Linked DNA regions of Homo sapiens: all the other regions are linked to region 2. A link is a contact called in ENCODE Hi-C or POLR2A ChIA-PET data. All regions are on one chromosome and are shown on one strand. Each heading gives the region's core, a stretch centred on a gene start or an enhancer-like site at or near the end of the contact. The rest is flanking DNA. Distances are from core to core; before and after follow the strand shown.

Region 1 (3,320 bases), core at 396-2,895, 2.0 Mb before region 2:
ATGACCCTCAGGAATTTCTCCACGGTGCAAAACTCACATATTCATATAATGTAATCAATACATTTCATAATAAATCACATATTCATGCAATTTAATAAATCACATAAATGAATATACTATTTATTGCAAATAGTTACGTTTGTATATTCTATATATACACGATAGTTATATAAACAGTAATATCCTAGACCACATCAGGAAGTATCATCCCGTCAAGTTCAAAAACTATGCTGTCTAATGCGGCAGCTACTCGCTCCACTTGGCGATTTAAATTTATTTAAATTAAAATGACCCAGACGCGATGGATCACACTTGTAATCCTAGCACTTTGGGAGGCGGAGGCAGGCGGATCACCTGAGGTCAGGCGTTCGAGACCAGCCTGGCCAACATGATGAAACCCCGTGTCCACTAAAGATACAAATATTAGCTGGGCGTGGTGGTGGGCGCCTGTAATCTCAGATACTTGGGAGGCTGAGGCAGGAGAATAGCTTGAACCCGGGAGGCGAAGGTTGCAGTGAGCAGAGATCGCGCCACTGCACTCCAGCCTGGGCAACAGTAAGACCCTGTCTCTCACACACACACATACCATATATATATATATATATATAATTTATTTATATTTATATATACATATATATAATTTATTTATATTCATATATACTATATATATGGTATTTATTTATATTTATATATATTTAATTAATTAAAATGCAAATGTAAAATTCGGTTGCCTGGCCGCACTAGCCACATTCCAAATGCTCTACGGCCACAAGTGGCCGGCAGCTGCCCAATGGACAGCACAGATGGGGGCCCTTCCACCGCCGGAAAGTTCTGCGGCAAAGCGGGTGCCCTGGAACCTGCGCGGGGTAGGGAGACGGCGCCGCAACGCAACAGGCCGTTTCCAGGGCGGGGAAAGATCACCAAGGCTTCCTCAACTGTAAGGGGCCGTCCCAAAGCCAGGTGGCTCGCTGCTTTACATTGGGCGACTAAAAATAGTAAATTCAGCTTTTAAAAGCCCACCTAGTTCTCATCTCACCCCTCACACGTGATTAATTGCACTAAGTCTGCTGTTCAGCCCGGCCTTTCGGCTCCCTCCTCCCTCCCCAGCCCATTTCCACTTATTCGCAGCACCCCAAATCCTGGCTCCGAGAGGCACCTGGGCCCACCTCCCAGCCCGGGGTGTCAGACAGGCCGGATCTTCTCCGGTTCCTTATTCATCTCCGGTTAACCCTAGTGTCCCGTTTCAACCCCGGCTGCTGCAAATCTCTTCAATAATCTTCACAAACCTGACCCCTCGGCCCACCCTGCCCCTCTTTCTCCATCCCACGCCGGTCTCTCGATCTGTCCGGGATGGGCCCACCCGCGAGCCGCACCTGAGCAGAGGCGCTGCACCTTGAGCCGCCCATTATAGACCCGGGCCACCTGCACCGTGAGCTCCTCCAGCTCGGTACTCCCAGGCGCCTGCAGCAGGAACTGGCTCTCGTCGCCCCGCTTCACGTGCAGCAGAACCATGGCGGTCCCGCCGAGGTACTGAGGCGTTGAGAAGGCCCCGGCTGCGTGGCCCGCGGGTCCTGCCGGCCGAGGGTCGCCGGATCGCCAGCAGCTGCGACGCACTAACAGCCGCTCACAGTCCGGAATCCCACGCTCCCTAGCCCGCGGTGAGCGGGGGAAACGGCACTCGCTCCCGGAAGTGGATGTTGCCAAGAGCAACAGTGAAGCAGAGTTAAAGAGCCGCCAGCTCAAGCTCAGAACCCGAGTGGGGGAGGCTGGGGTGCACCGAGGCCCAGCAATCCAAGCCCGTACGGAGCTGCGGCCGGGGAAACCACCCACACAGTCTGAGAGGACAGCTGATTCTGAGCGGACCGACGGAAGGAGATTCGCAGAGCCCCTTCCCGGAAGTGACTGTTGTCGCGGCAACTGCCAAAACACAGACCAAGTCGCTGAAGGGGAGGGCGGACCTCCCAATCGACTGGTCTGGGGCCCGAGATTTCCACTCAGGGAGATACGTGGGCTGAGATGGGAGTTACTAGATGGGGAACGGGAAATACGGCGGGAACCACAATCGCGCAGTTCCGCAGCTGCCGCCCCACAACCGCTCCACATTCCAGCGTCCCTTCCGCCGCTTTCAGTCTCCACTTCCGGCAACGTTTCCACGCTGTTTCCGGCCTGGGAAAGTTCGGCGGCAGCGACCCAGAACTGAGTCTTGCTGTTCGCTGCTGTTTGCGCGGGTCAGCTTTTCAGGACGGAGGGGCCAGGGCGAGTGTCCGCACTTCTTCGTTCAGGTTGATTTGGATGGCGTTGCTGGGGTAGCTCCAGCGGCCCCTGCCAGAGCGACCCTCCCAGAAATATCCAGCCATCCTCCAGCGGACTCTTGCTGAAGGCAGTCGGCGTCAGTCGCTGTTTATTCCGGGCCCCACAGATCCAGAGTCACTGCTCTCATGGAGCTTATATTTTAGTGTGACAAAAAGAAAACAAAAATAAATGGACAGGCCAGGAGCGGTGGCTCACGCGTGTAATCCCAACACTTAGGGAGGCCGAGGAGGGCGGATCACCTGAGGTCAGGAGTTCGAAAGCAGCCTGGCCAACATGGTGAAACCCCTTCTCTACTAAAAATACAAAAATTAGCCGAACGTAGTGGCGCGTGCCAGTAATTCCAGCTACTAGGGAGCCTGAGGTGGGAGAATTGCTTGAACCCGGGAGGCGGAGGTTGCAGTGAGCCTAGATCGCGCCACTACCCTCCAGCCTTGGCGACAGAGTGAGACTGTGTCTCAAAAATAATAAATAAACAAACGGACAACACAAATTCAAATACAGATCTAAAGAAAACTAAACAGGTTGATGGACTTCTTATGTTTGATGGTCAGGGAATGTACACCTTCTGCGATATTGGGAGTAATATTATCGTCTCCCGCCCTGAATATTTAGAAAAATATCACAGTGGGGTGTACACCCCTGCGATATTGAGAGTAATGTCATCCTCTCCACCCAGGAAATTACTAACAAGGTCACGGAGGGGTGTACTCCCCCTGTGATATTGGGAGTAATGTTTTCCTCCCCAAACCTGGATGTTAGCAACAAGATAACAGAGGGGGTGTACACACCCTGCGATATTGGAAGTAATATGATCCTCTCCCCCCCGGATACTGGGAAAAATATCACAGCGCGGGTATACATTTCCTTCGCTGTTGGGAGTAATATCATTCTTTTCCTCTCTGGATATCAGGAACAATATCACAGGGGTGGTGTACATTTCCTTCGATATGGGGAGTAATATCATCCTCTCCCCGTTGGGATACTAGGAACAATATCCCAGGGGGGTG
Region 2 (3,464 bases), core at 889-3,388:
TGTTCACTTGCCTTTTTCCTATTGTCTATCTCCCCCTCAACCACTGGATCCTAAGCTCCATGAAAGCAAGGAGCTTGAAATGTTCCCTGCTTTATCCTCTGGGCCTAAACCAGTGGCTGGAACACAGTAAGCACTCAATAGACAGCAAAGCCTGAATGAACCAATGCTACATTGTCTCTGCTCAAAATATCACCATATCAGTAAGACCTTCCCTGATCATCTTATGGAAAATAGCAATCTCCCCTCCACTCCCAGATCTCCACTCCCTCCTCCTGCCCTCCAAGTCTTATTTTTTCCTATAGCATCATTACTTTCTGATACATTTGATATTTCTTTATTGCTTGTTTCCCTTCCAAAAAATGTCAACCCTGGAGGCAGAAATGCTATTTTATTTACTGATGCAGCCTCAGAGCCTAGGACAGTACCTATCCCGTAGCGAAGTCTCAATAAATATTTGTTAAAATGAATAGCTAGCGAAGTGGGCAAACTTTCATACAACACAATTTCAGGATTGTATCCAACACTGGAAAAAATTGTCTCCAACACTACAAGTAAGTGCCGTCTTACGTGACTTGACCTTGTTCTAGCAGAAAGACAGCCTAGAACTCCTAAGGAAAAGGTCTGAAATGCTGGCTAGCGCTTAGTTTATATGGAGAGGAAAAGGTTTTAGAGTAAGATCAATCAGTAAGACCCTGAGTTCCTGACAATTGCTGCTCTAGAAAGCATGCCTGGAAGCTTACCTAAGCACACGGCCATTGTAATTCCTTTCAGAAAGTAAGTGAACATATAAATTATAAATAAATGACACTTACATACACCATTCTGTTTCACAGTGGTGTTGTATTGGCAGCAGCCTTCAACTATAGTTCATTGACAGCATTTGTGGACCCACAGCCAAGCGCTGAAAGCACTGCTTTTTTTGACAGCTGCTCTCCTAATGGGGCATCTCTCAAAGACCGGTTTCATTCTGTGACGCCCACGTTGTCCACATTTTATTCTGCACAATAACTGCAGATTTGAAATAAATTCTTCCTCCCCACCACCATTATTGATTACTCATACCTGCCCCTCACCCTCCAAAGTGTCTAAATTGTGTGGATTTTGCGGGGGTGGGGGGAGGCGGGGGAAGGAGTCGACTCCCCATGTACTGGGTGTCCCCGATGGCGGCAAGCCACACCTTCACACAAGGGGGCAAGGTTCTTGACTAAATATCCTAAAGGTCTGAAAGATGGTCCCCTTCCCCCCAACACAATTCCACCAAAACTGGCCAGCCGCTGGCTAATGAGCAACCACGGATCCTCACCCAAACATTGGCTTTTCTTCCAATAGTGCAGATTGGGAATGCAGGGACGTCGTCCTATTTATGAACACTGAGTCACGTCGCCGCTCAATGTCTGTTTCCTCCTCCCTAGGAATGAGGTGACCCCCTCCTCCAGCGAGTAAATGCGGGGCGATGGCGAGAGCGCAGGGGGCGGCGGCGCTGCCCCACCTTGGGGAGCGAATTCACCCCCCTAGTCGCACCAGCCTGGGCGCACACGGGGGCCGGGGCGAGCCTGTGGGACTCTGCAGTGAGCTCCGCGCGCCCCGGGGGTGCTAGGGGACCGGGACCCTCGGGGCGCCGTCCCCACGCCCCAGCCCTGACGGGTCCGCGGCCGAGCAGCCCGGGGGACGTCGCTGCCTCCCCGCCCCGCGCGCGGCCGGGACTGGGCGCTGCGACCCGCGCCGCCTCCTCGGGCAACAAGTGTCCGCCCTCCGCCCCGACGGCCCGCCCGGCGCGGTCCTCACCCGGCACAGGCCGTCCACGAACACGCGCGGGTCCAGGTGACAGGCGATGGTGGCGCTGGGCAGGTCCTGCAGGTCCACCTCCTCCATCTCGCAGTCAATGAAGCTCCAGTCGCCGCCGCCCTCGTCCGCCTCGGCCGCCCCCGAGAGGGGCGCGAAGGGCCGCAGCGTCACCCCGGGCCGCGCTCGCGCCTCGGCCGCCTCCGCCGCCTCCGCCGCGGCCCCGAGCTGGGGACCGGCCACGCCGTCCTCCATCCCCGCGCCCGCGCGACCCTGTGCGCCCCAGCGGGCTGCTCCGGGCTTGCGCGCCGGAGCCTCACGCGCTCCGGTCCGCGCCCGGCCGGCGGCTCCGCCGTTAACCCCCTCGGAATCGCGCGGCGGCAGGCGGCGGGCTGTCAGCAGTCTCCCAGCGACACGGCCTCCCAGCGCCAGCCCCGCCCGTCACCGTTCCGCGCGGGAGGGGCAGAAGCCCGGCGCGGCGACCGCCCCCCCAGCCCCTAGGGCCGGCCACCGGCAGATCCAACGGTGGCCCCTTTAAGGCCGGCGCCGGTTGGGTTATTGTACCCCGCCCTTCCAGGAGACGGGGCCAATAAAGGAACGGAATTCTCTTCACGTGACCTTCCTTCTGCCGCCCGAAGCCCGAAGCCTCAGGGCGGCCATGTTGGTTAGGGGCAAAGTCCTCGTCCCCAGTTCCGCTTTTCTGACAGCTGGTGCCAGCTGAAGGACGCCGGGCAGAGTCCTCGGCTCTTGGGCCCTTGGGGTGATAACTGGGGAGGCAACGTTTTTGTGGTTCCCATGCGGGGACGTTTTGAAGCACAGGGGCCCACTTTTGGGAATTTAAGCGAGACATAGTCTCCCTGTGGCTCTGTGGCCCCTGGCAAGTGGTTAGATGCTTACCGTATATTATCAGATATAGTCGCAATAAAGACTGAACTAGACCATGATAACAATGCCTTACTTTTCTATTTCAGCGTATTAGTCACTATACCATTGTGAAAATTTATGTAATTAGAAGTAATTTTTCTGAATTACCATTATATGCTATGTACAATAGGACATAACGAAAGAATTAAGAGATCACCCCTTTCCTTTGGGGAATAGCGGAAAAATAAGAGGACCTCAAGTGAGCAGACATGTCTCTTCCTGAAAAATAGAATTCTTTTTTGGACAGTATGATACAGTGAGAACTTGGGTCTGAATTTCAGCTTTGCTTTTTAACTACTTGTACAAATAAGCTGAATCTTAGTTTCCTCATCTGAAAAAAATGAAGACATATTACTAAGAATTCAGTCAGTGCTTAATAAATGGTAGCTGTTTATGCACTGGGTTCTTTGGAGGTTGTGAAATTACAGTTATATTTTTTCTTAGAGTAGGCTTACTCTCTAGTTAGGAAGTGTTAGTAATTATAACAAAAAGTATATCCAACAGCTGAGATTTATTCAGAACTTGCCATGTGCACGGTTCTATGATTACTATTATCATAGTCTTAGGACAGTTTGTGTCCTCAGGGAGCTAAACCCAAGAGGAATAATAATACCCATCTAGAGATAACTCATAAAATAGAATATGATATGAGGATGTGAAGAAATTGGAACCGTCATACTGTGAAAGGGAAATCTTGGGCCCCCAAAATCACTAAGGAAAACTAAAGCTGGAAGTTGCTTAGAGCCAACCAGCCTCCC
Region 3 (3,489 bases), core at 142-2,641, 2.3 Mb before region 2:
ATCTCAACTTTCAGTTAACTACTGGACACTGGTGTGCTCCTTTATTCCCAGTATTACACCAAGGAAAACGTTCCAGAAACGTCGATAAGCCGGTGGTGAATTACTGCCATCGGAACATTTACGGCATTCAAAGACAGAAAAAACTTCATCTTGAAAAATCACAATCCAAAAACAACAGCCATTCTTACACCAATTCATAAAAAATATGTGAACCACTTTATCCCTAAATACTGCAAAAACATCAAAATGAGGGAACAGTGGAACAACAGAGGTAAGAGGTAACTGCTAGAACCAGGATTAGAAACTAATTCCTGCCTTCTTCTGAACTCTTTTGCTACATCCTCCTTCCTCGCCAGTTTTCATGGGGTTGTTGGTGCTTTTATTGCAAGTTTCCTTCCCTTTCTTCCCTATAGCACTGTGTTCCGTCAACTCTGCGGCTCTATCACTGGAGGCTGTAGAGGCATCCGCTGATACACCAACAGCCTGCTAATTTCTATGGGGAGTAATAGTACTGGCTGCACCTCAAGTGCTTACAGTCTAGTTGACCATTTGTTTCTCTTTTTTTAGGGTCTTTAAAAGTGTTATTCTTTGTCGCCCTTTGTTTCTGAGTAATGCTCACGATGATGCTGATTCAACCACTGCTCTTCTGGGATCGGGGACCCCAGAAAAGAACCCACCGCCCGAGAGCCAAAGTGGAGGGGTGACCCTCCTCCCCTTTTCCTGCCACAGCTCACACTCTCAGACTTTTTGCTCTTAAAGTCCCTGGGCAGCCCCAAGGAGCCCCCGCCTCCTCCCGGGCCGCCCACGCGCGGCACCCCTGGAAGAAGGCGACCCCACGCCCCCCCTGCCCGGCTCGACCCAACTGACAGCGAAGCAGGATGCAGTTGGTGTCCTCCTGGCTGGCCACCCAGCTCAGCGAGTCGCCCAGCGGCCGCCGGCAGCCGGAGCACAGGAACACCAGCGGCCTCTCCTCCGCAGCCGCCGCCTCCTCCTCCAGCTGCGCCCTCTCCATGTCGGCCACCGACGCGTCTTCGCTCATGGAGCTCCACATGCTCGCCCACTTCTGCAACAGCTGGTGGCGGCTCGAGTCTTCGGAGAGTCTCTTGCCCAACAGCGAGGAGTCGCTGCATTTGCCCTTGTCGCCGCACTCACAGCCGCCAGCGCATCCTCTGCTACACCTCAGTGACCGAACGCCTGCCATTACCTACAAATCGCCCGCGCCCCAGAGCGCCATGGGAAAAAAAACCGCCGCTGCTCATGCGCGGGGCGGGGAGCGGTGGCGGAGGCCGAGAAGGGGCAAAAGCCTGAAGGGGGCGGGACGGCGGGCGGCCTCTAGTGCGCATGCGCGCCGTGCGGCCTTGGCCAAGCGTGATAGTCACTGCGCCTGCGTCAGGTTTTCCAGCCTGAAGAAATTGATGATGCAGACCTGTTTGCTTGTCTTCCTAAGGATTATTCACCCCTTTCCGTGGGAGGGGCAGCGTCACTGAGAAAGTTACGGGTTGCAAGCTTGAGTGTCTAAGAACCGCCTGGCGAGCTTCTTAAGCAGATCGCCAGGTTCCATCTTCGCAGACTCTGGTTCAGCAGGTAGCAGGTTAGCCCGAGAATCTGCATTTCTAACAAGCTCCTAGGCGTGCCCACGCTGTCAGTATTGGCAGCCCAACCTTTTTTGGGGGGTGGGGGGGGGAGTTTTTCTATGTTGCCGGTCTCGAACTCCTAGCCTTAAGCGATCTTCCCTACTCGGCCTCCCAAAATGCCAGGATCGCAAGCGTAAGCCACTGTGCCAGACCACCACCCTTTTTCTTCTTTTTTGTAAGTGGACTAATTATAGTTGTATATAAGCAGCTCCACTTTTGATGACCACTGCTCTATTTTGTCGGCTCCTGGGGACCTCCTTTCCATGAAGTGGAGAAGGAAGGGGATAGAGGAGTCCCTCATCACAGGGTCCTTTTGCGCACTGCTATCCCTGGAATGAGACCCTGGGAAGGGCCCCGGATCACTCAGGCTGTCACTGCAAGGAAAAAGTTGAGGAAGCAGCAGTGCCCCTGGAAAGCCTGGAAGTGTCCCTGCTGCTTGGATCAAGGAACAATTCGTCCTTGCAAGGAAGAAGCATCCCTTGTTGATGATAAGGACAGATTTCCTCAGCTGCCCCAGAAAGCCAGCCTCTGCCTAAAACACCGTAGGTCAGGAGGGAAAGCTGGCGGGGAACCAGCCAGCTGCACCACAGACAGTCTGGTGGTATACCTGGGAAGAAAGCTACCTGCAAGGACCTACTCTGTTCCTACTACGCTCTGGGTGTCCCCCAAGTCACTGCCTATTTTGCTTGGTTGCATAAACTATTTATGTAAATGTACTTCCAATTTTAGTGCTTACAGCCACTAGCAAAAAGCAAAAGCTTTGGAGTCAGTGGTCCTGGTTAACTTACCCCTCCCTCCACAAGGTAGTAACAGTGTAGGGAACTGTGGAAAAGGCTGTTTGCCTTCCCTGAGTCTAATTCTTCATGGAGTAAATGGAGTCTGTTTCTTCAGTACTACACCAAGTTGTTCATGAGGATCGAGTTTTCTAATATTCATGAAAATACTTTGTAAACCCTGGCACACCATGCTCATGTTAATCACCTTCTTACTGGAAGAAAATGCTTTAGATAATTTAGGCTTTTTTTTTTTACCCATAGAATTCCCTTCCTTCCTTCTGCTTTTTTTTTTCTTTTCTTTATTTTTTCAGAGATGATGTTTCAGTATGTTGCCCAGGCTGGTCTCGAACTCCTGGCCTCAAGCGATCCTCCTGCCTCAGCCTCCCAAGTAGCTGGAACTACAGGCATGCCTCACCATACTTTGCCCCTTCTACTTTTGTAGAGCCAAGCCTGACCTTCCTGGACTGTTGTTTTCAAGCATAATATCTCTGGTACAACATTGATACAATCCACATGAGTTCTTTAAGTAAGTGGCTAGTTACTTGGGGATTCAAAGGATCATCTTGTCTCAGACTTTGGGTTCCTATTGTCAATACTTAAATTCTATGATAGGATGCCCCAGGAAAGAAGGAATACAAGGCCGAGCTGCGTGGTGACTTTCAGGGGCCCTATTTTTGCCTTAGTAGGCCTTTCTCTCCATAAAACAGTTAATAAAAATTTCATTTTATAGTCACATTGCTATGAAGATGATTATATTAAAATGATATCATAAAACATTTTTAGACCTGTAAGTTCATTTATTGCTCTTGATTAAAAAAATTGAAACATTTTCATGGTCCTTCAGAATATCATGGTTTGTAGGCATGATGCCTCCTGCACATCATGGAGAAGTTGGCTGATGCAAAATGAATTCCTCTATAGGCACAAGTGTGTTTGTATTAATATTATGAATATAAAAACAAGGCTAGCCATGGTGGCTCATGCCTGTAACCCCGGCACTTTGGGAGGCTGAAGCGAGAGAGTCACTTGAGCCCAGGAGTTTGAGAACAACCTGGGCAACATAGAGAGACCCTGTCTCT
Region 4 (3,830 bases), core at 924-3,423, 2.2 Mb before region 2:
CCCCTGGCTCTTCCCTTTGCTCTGCTCCAGCTGTCTAGACTTTTCCCCATCCTTCAAGACAGCCATGCTCCTTTTGGATTTCAACATGCTGGTCCCTTTTTCTAAAATGTTCATCCTCCCGCAACACCCGGGTTTTGCTAGTTTTTGCTTGGCCAATTCATCCTCTAGCTTTCTCATCCATCTTGCCTTAAAATGCTCCTGAATATCTCCCTTCCTCCCTCGGGCTCAGCTCCTTCATTCCTCGCTTCTGCTCCCATGGTTCCTGTCTTTCGTGACTGTCCGTTCACGGGGCATTATTTTCCAATGTCTGTCTTCCCTGCTGTAATAGTAACTGTATGCATTCATCCACTGGAGTTGCTTCCATCTTTTGGCCATCATAAATAATGCTGCAATGAATATTGGTGTGTAAGTATGTTTGAGTTTCTGCTTTACCAGGTAAGAAAGCCTGGGGATGCTGTCACAGTGAGTAACAGTGCCCACTTAGACATTTGGAAGCCAGTGCAGACCCACAGGGCAGTGCTGCCCACTCCCAGGACTCGGGAGCATGGCTGCCTCCCTGTGCCAACACTGTCAGTCACTAGCGCAGAACCTGGCACACGTTGGTACCAATTCATATCTAAACTGGATGAATGAACAGACAGAATGGAAAGTACAGGAGGGACCCGAGTTTTGGACAAACATTACTTACCCTGTGGCTCCTAAGTGCTGGGCATCCTTACCCACACTCCCAGCTTCAGTTTCCCTAACCTAGAGAGCGCACACTAATATTTATGTTCAAATGTTATTGGGGAGGTTGAGTTTTTATTTAATATTTGAATGTAGATTTTAAAAATCATTATGCCAGACAGGCTGGGCCTCACTCGATAAACACTGATGTTTAGCATTTAACACACTTTTCCCCAGACTGGAAGAAGAGGCCGAGATCCCAATTCGGTGACCCAGCCCTTGCTGGAGTACTAGGTGGTATCTAATGCCATCCACCCTTCCGGGATCTTTACGGCCCACCTCTGAGTGGGTCCCACGGGGACCCTCAGCCGCATTTTCTTTCTGCAGGCCTCCCTGCACACTCTGGGGCGTTCGCAGCTCTGGAGCCCGCGGGGCAGTGCGTCCGGCCCCGCCCTGGGCCTCATTATCTACGTTTCCGCGTCACGCCCGCCGCGAACTTGGCAGGCCCTCCCGCCGGGTTCGGGAACACTGTGTGCCTAGCGCCCGCCCTCCTCCCTTCCGCCGGCCCCGCGCGATCCATAGGGTTTGGGTCGCTGGGCGCCAGGTACCCGCACCCGGCAAGCAGCCACGGAGCCCCTCGCGCACTTGTCCTCGATACCCTTGAGTTGGGGCTACGCAGGCCACTCCTAGGCCACTGGCTGGGCGTCCGAACGTGGGTCACCCCGCGCACAGTCTAGAGGTTCAGAAAGATGCTGTGGCCCACTTTAAAACAAAGCCCAATTATTAGCGCTCGGCGGCTGTTTGCGCCGGTGCAGTGTCAGATCCCCCAGCGCTGCGGACAACCAGCACCCAAAGGAAGCCGAGCTGGAGCTAAAGATCCCGGCTCCGGAGCCATCTGACCGGTTTTGAGACCTCCAGCTCGTCGCCGTCCTGGCTGCGAGAGCTTGGGCACGGCGCCGGGGCTCAGTCTCCTCTTCTGTGGAATGGCGATAACTGTATGTGCCGGGTGACTGCACGTGGCGCGCGGCGGGTGGCGGGGATGGCAGCGGTGCGATCCCACGCCTCCAGGACCCCACCTTCCTGCGGCCCCCGATCGGCCCCGCCCCGGGGGCGCCCCAGCTGCACGCGCGGCGCTGGCTCCAAAGTGCGTCACGGGCACCGGCCGCGCTCCTTCTGCCGCCAGGGCGAGGCTGGCACCCGGCCAGCGCGGGCAGGGCCACGGGTGCCCGGCTGTTTCCCGGGTGTGGAAGGCGCTCAAGGTGCGCGGCCCGGGGCGCGCTACTGGGGGCGCCCTCCGCGGTGGGCAGCGCGCCAGGGATCGGCCTGGGCAGCCGCGGGGCGCGCGAAGGCTGCGCTTTCCCTACGGCCCCCCTCGCTTCCTCCGGCACGGCGGCAACGGAGATTTCCTCTCGGGGAAACTACGCGGATCCTTTTCGGGGATCCTCGCCCCGCCCCAGTTCTCCGCCCCCTCCCCTTTGCTGGGGCGCCTGGGCTGGCCCGCGCAGGGGAGGAGGCTCTGGCAGCCTGGGCAGGGAGGCGGCGGGGGGCCGCGGAGCCGCTGGCCATCGATTCTCCCCGCCATGTGACGCCGTCCTTAGCCCTGCGACCCCCAGCGCGTCCCGGGCCTGCGCCTCCGCCCCGCCGCGCAGCGCACGATGCTTCTGCCGGGACGCGCACGCCAACCGCCGACGCCCCAGCCCGTGCAGCATCCCGGCCTCCGCCGGCAGGTAGAGCCGCCGGGGCAGCTCCTGCGCCTCTTCTACTGCACTGTCCTGGTCTGCTCCAAAGAGATCTCAGCGCTCACCGACTTCTCTGGTAAGAGCGCCCTCCCTGGCTGTGTGCCCCCGGCACCGCGGAGCGCCCAGGTGAACCCTCGACTGGGGGCAGCCGCACCAGTGGACACGGCGGGGTAGGATTAAAGTTGAGGCGTGCTCACAGACACTTGTCTGGTGTGAGCCCTTGGCATATAGATGGCTGCGAGTGAAGTGGCGACGGGGGACTGCCACTCCCAAGAAGGAAGGGTGTGTAATGTATTCAGAGTTTCTCGCCCTGCTGTTGACCTCGTCAATTTCCTAGCATTAGGGACCTGGTCCTGAGCCACGCTCGTTCTATGGAGGCTCCTTAAACTGAGCCCTGTGCCGCGCCCAGCGCTGTAAAATACACGTGTTGTGGTCGGAGGCGTTGCGCCGCGTTTGTCACCCGCGTAGCCCGTTTGCCCATGTAAGGAGACTAGCCCAGGGGACACTTGACCTCGAGTCCACATTGGCAGGTAGAAAGGGAAGCCCGCGGGGACTGGAGGTCTGGTGGAAAGGCAGTGAGGGATGAGGAGATACTTAGATAAGAGAGAGGAGCCTCTCTGCCAAAGTGTACCAGGGTCCTCCCTCTCCAATTCCAGTTTCCTTCACAGAAAATAATGACTTCCTACTCTCGAATAAACTAGGAGGCTTTTCTTTTTGGGAATCGTGATCCAGGCTCTCGCAGCGGATCTCAGATAGTTCTGAGCTTACAGGTGTGACGCCCCAAAGTGAAAGGGATTTCTAGGTTGACGATAGCCATAGGAGCACATGCTTAAGTTAGCGCTGCAGTTGCTTAAGGTAACACATGTCCTTGCCGCTGAAGCACACCTGGATCTCCCTCTGGCAAGGCTGGAGGCCTTCAGCCTTCCCCAGCCCAGCTTAGGGAGCAGCTCTGAGCCCCATACTCCTCCTTCTCCAGGGATCTTCTGCCAAGTTCAGGCTTTGCACAGTCGGTCCCTATCGGGTCCTCAGTGCAGAGTCTTTTGCAACATAATGGTGGTAAAGGGAGTCCTCCTCAGTCCTGTTTGTGCAGTAGGCTAGTACATAGCAAAGAACAAGGGCAAACCAGAAGTTGAGATGGGGTTCTAGTTTACTTACAGAGAATGTCATTGTTAGTGGAGAGCCCTTAGGTCAGAGGTTCTTTGCTTTGAATATGTAATATCAAGGCAGTATTCCTACCTAGCAAAGGAAGCCAAGATAAGGCCTATTTGGCAAGCCACCCACGGCCCTTAAAATCAAGCATCCCAGGATCAGAACTCTGTGGTAAGAGTTGTGGGGAAATGCATCAGACTTTTCAAGGGCTATTAACTTTTTTTTTTGTACTACTAGAACTTTCTTGGCTGCTAGAAAAGCTCTGTATTAGCTGAT

Evidence for each region. Hi-C counts contacts between places; a loop is a spot of excess contacts on that map. ChIA-PET counts read pairs that join two places held with the same protein, here RNA polymerase II (POLR2A). Pooled maps may share reads with other maps.
Region 1: a loop to region 2 is called in a map of CD8-positive, alpha-beta T cell, with 6 times the contacts of the local background. The contact joins the promoter of CFAP298-TCP10L here to the promoter of RCAN1 in region 2. A Hi-C loop is called at or near these places in 2 of 168 maps with a recorded cell type or tissue (CD8-positive, alpha-beta T cell and naive thymus-derived CD4-positive, alpha-beta T cell) and 11 of 50 pooled maps. POLR2A ChIA-PET finds 5 or more read pairs at or near these places in 1 of 52 experiments (activated T-cell).
Region 3: a map of CD4-positive, alpha-beta T cell shows a loop between it and region 2 (5-fold over the local background). The contact joins the promoter of MIS18A-AS1 here to the promoter of RCAN1 in region 2. A Hi-C loop is called at or near these places in 3 of 168 maps with a recorded cell type or tissue (CD4-positive, alpha-beta T cell, CD4-positive, alpha-beta memory T cell and naive thymus-derived CD4-positive, alpha-beta T cell) and 7 of 50 pooled maps.
Region 4: a loop to region 2 is called in a map of tibial artery, with 7 times the contacts of the local background. The contact joins the promoter of EVA1C here to the promoter of RCAN1 in region 2. A Hi-C loop is called at or near these places in 2 of 168 maps with a recorded cell type or tissue (naive thymus-derived CD4-positive, alpha-beta T cell and tibial artery).

Annotation. Positions count from the first base shown.
Region 1 is chr21:32,610,732-32,614,051 of GRCh38, forward strand. CFAP298-TCP10L (CFAP298-TCP10L readthrough) reads right to left here and starts at 1,646. Exons shown (of 12, transcript NR_146639.2): 1 at 1,374-1,646. CFAP298 (cilia and flagella associated protein 298) reads right to left here and starts at 1,646. Exons shown (of 7, transcript NM_021254.4): 1 at 1,374-1,646. The coding sequence starts at 1,512. RefSeq lists enhancers at 1,068-1,117, 1,778-1,887.
Region 2 is chr21:34,612,975-34,616,438 of GRCh38, forward strand. It overlaps RCAN1 (regulator of calcineurin 1), which reads right to left and starts at 2,139. Exons shown (of 4, transcript NM_004414.7): 1 at 1,786-2,139. The coding sequence starts at 2,037. RefSeq lists silencers at 1,654-1,753, 1,944-2,373.
Region 3 is chr21:32,277,814-32,281,302 of GRCh38, forward strand. MIS18A-AS1 (MIS18A antisense RNA 1) reads left to right here and starts at 1,392. Exons shown (of 1, transcript NR_046576.1): 1 at 1,392-3,186. It overlaps MIS18A (MIS18 kinetochore protein A), which reads right to left and starts at 1,236. Exons shown (of 5, transcript NM_018944.3): 1 at 868-1,236. The coding sequence starts at 1,201. RefSeq lists enhancers at 485-986, 987-1,486, 1,430-1,649.
Region 4 is chr21:32,410,533-32,414,362 of GRCh38, forward strand. EVA1C (eva-1 homolog C) reads left to right here and starts at 2,174. Exons shown (of 8, transcript NM_058187.5): 1 at 2,174-2,481. The coding sequence starts at 2,322.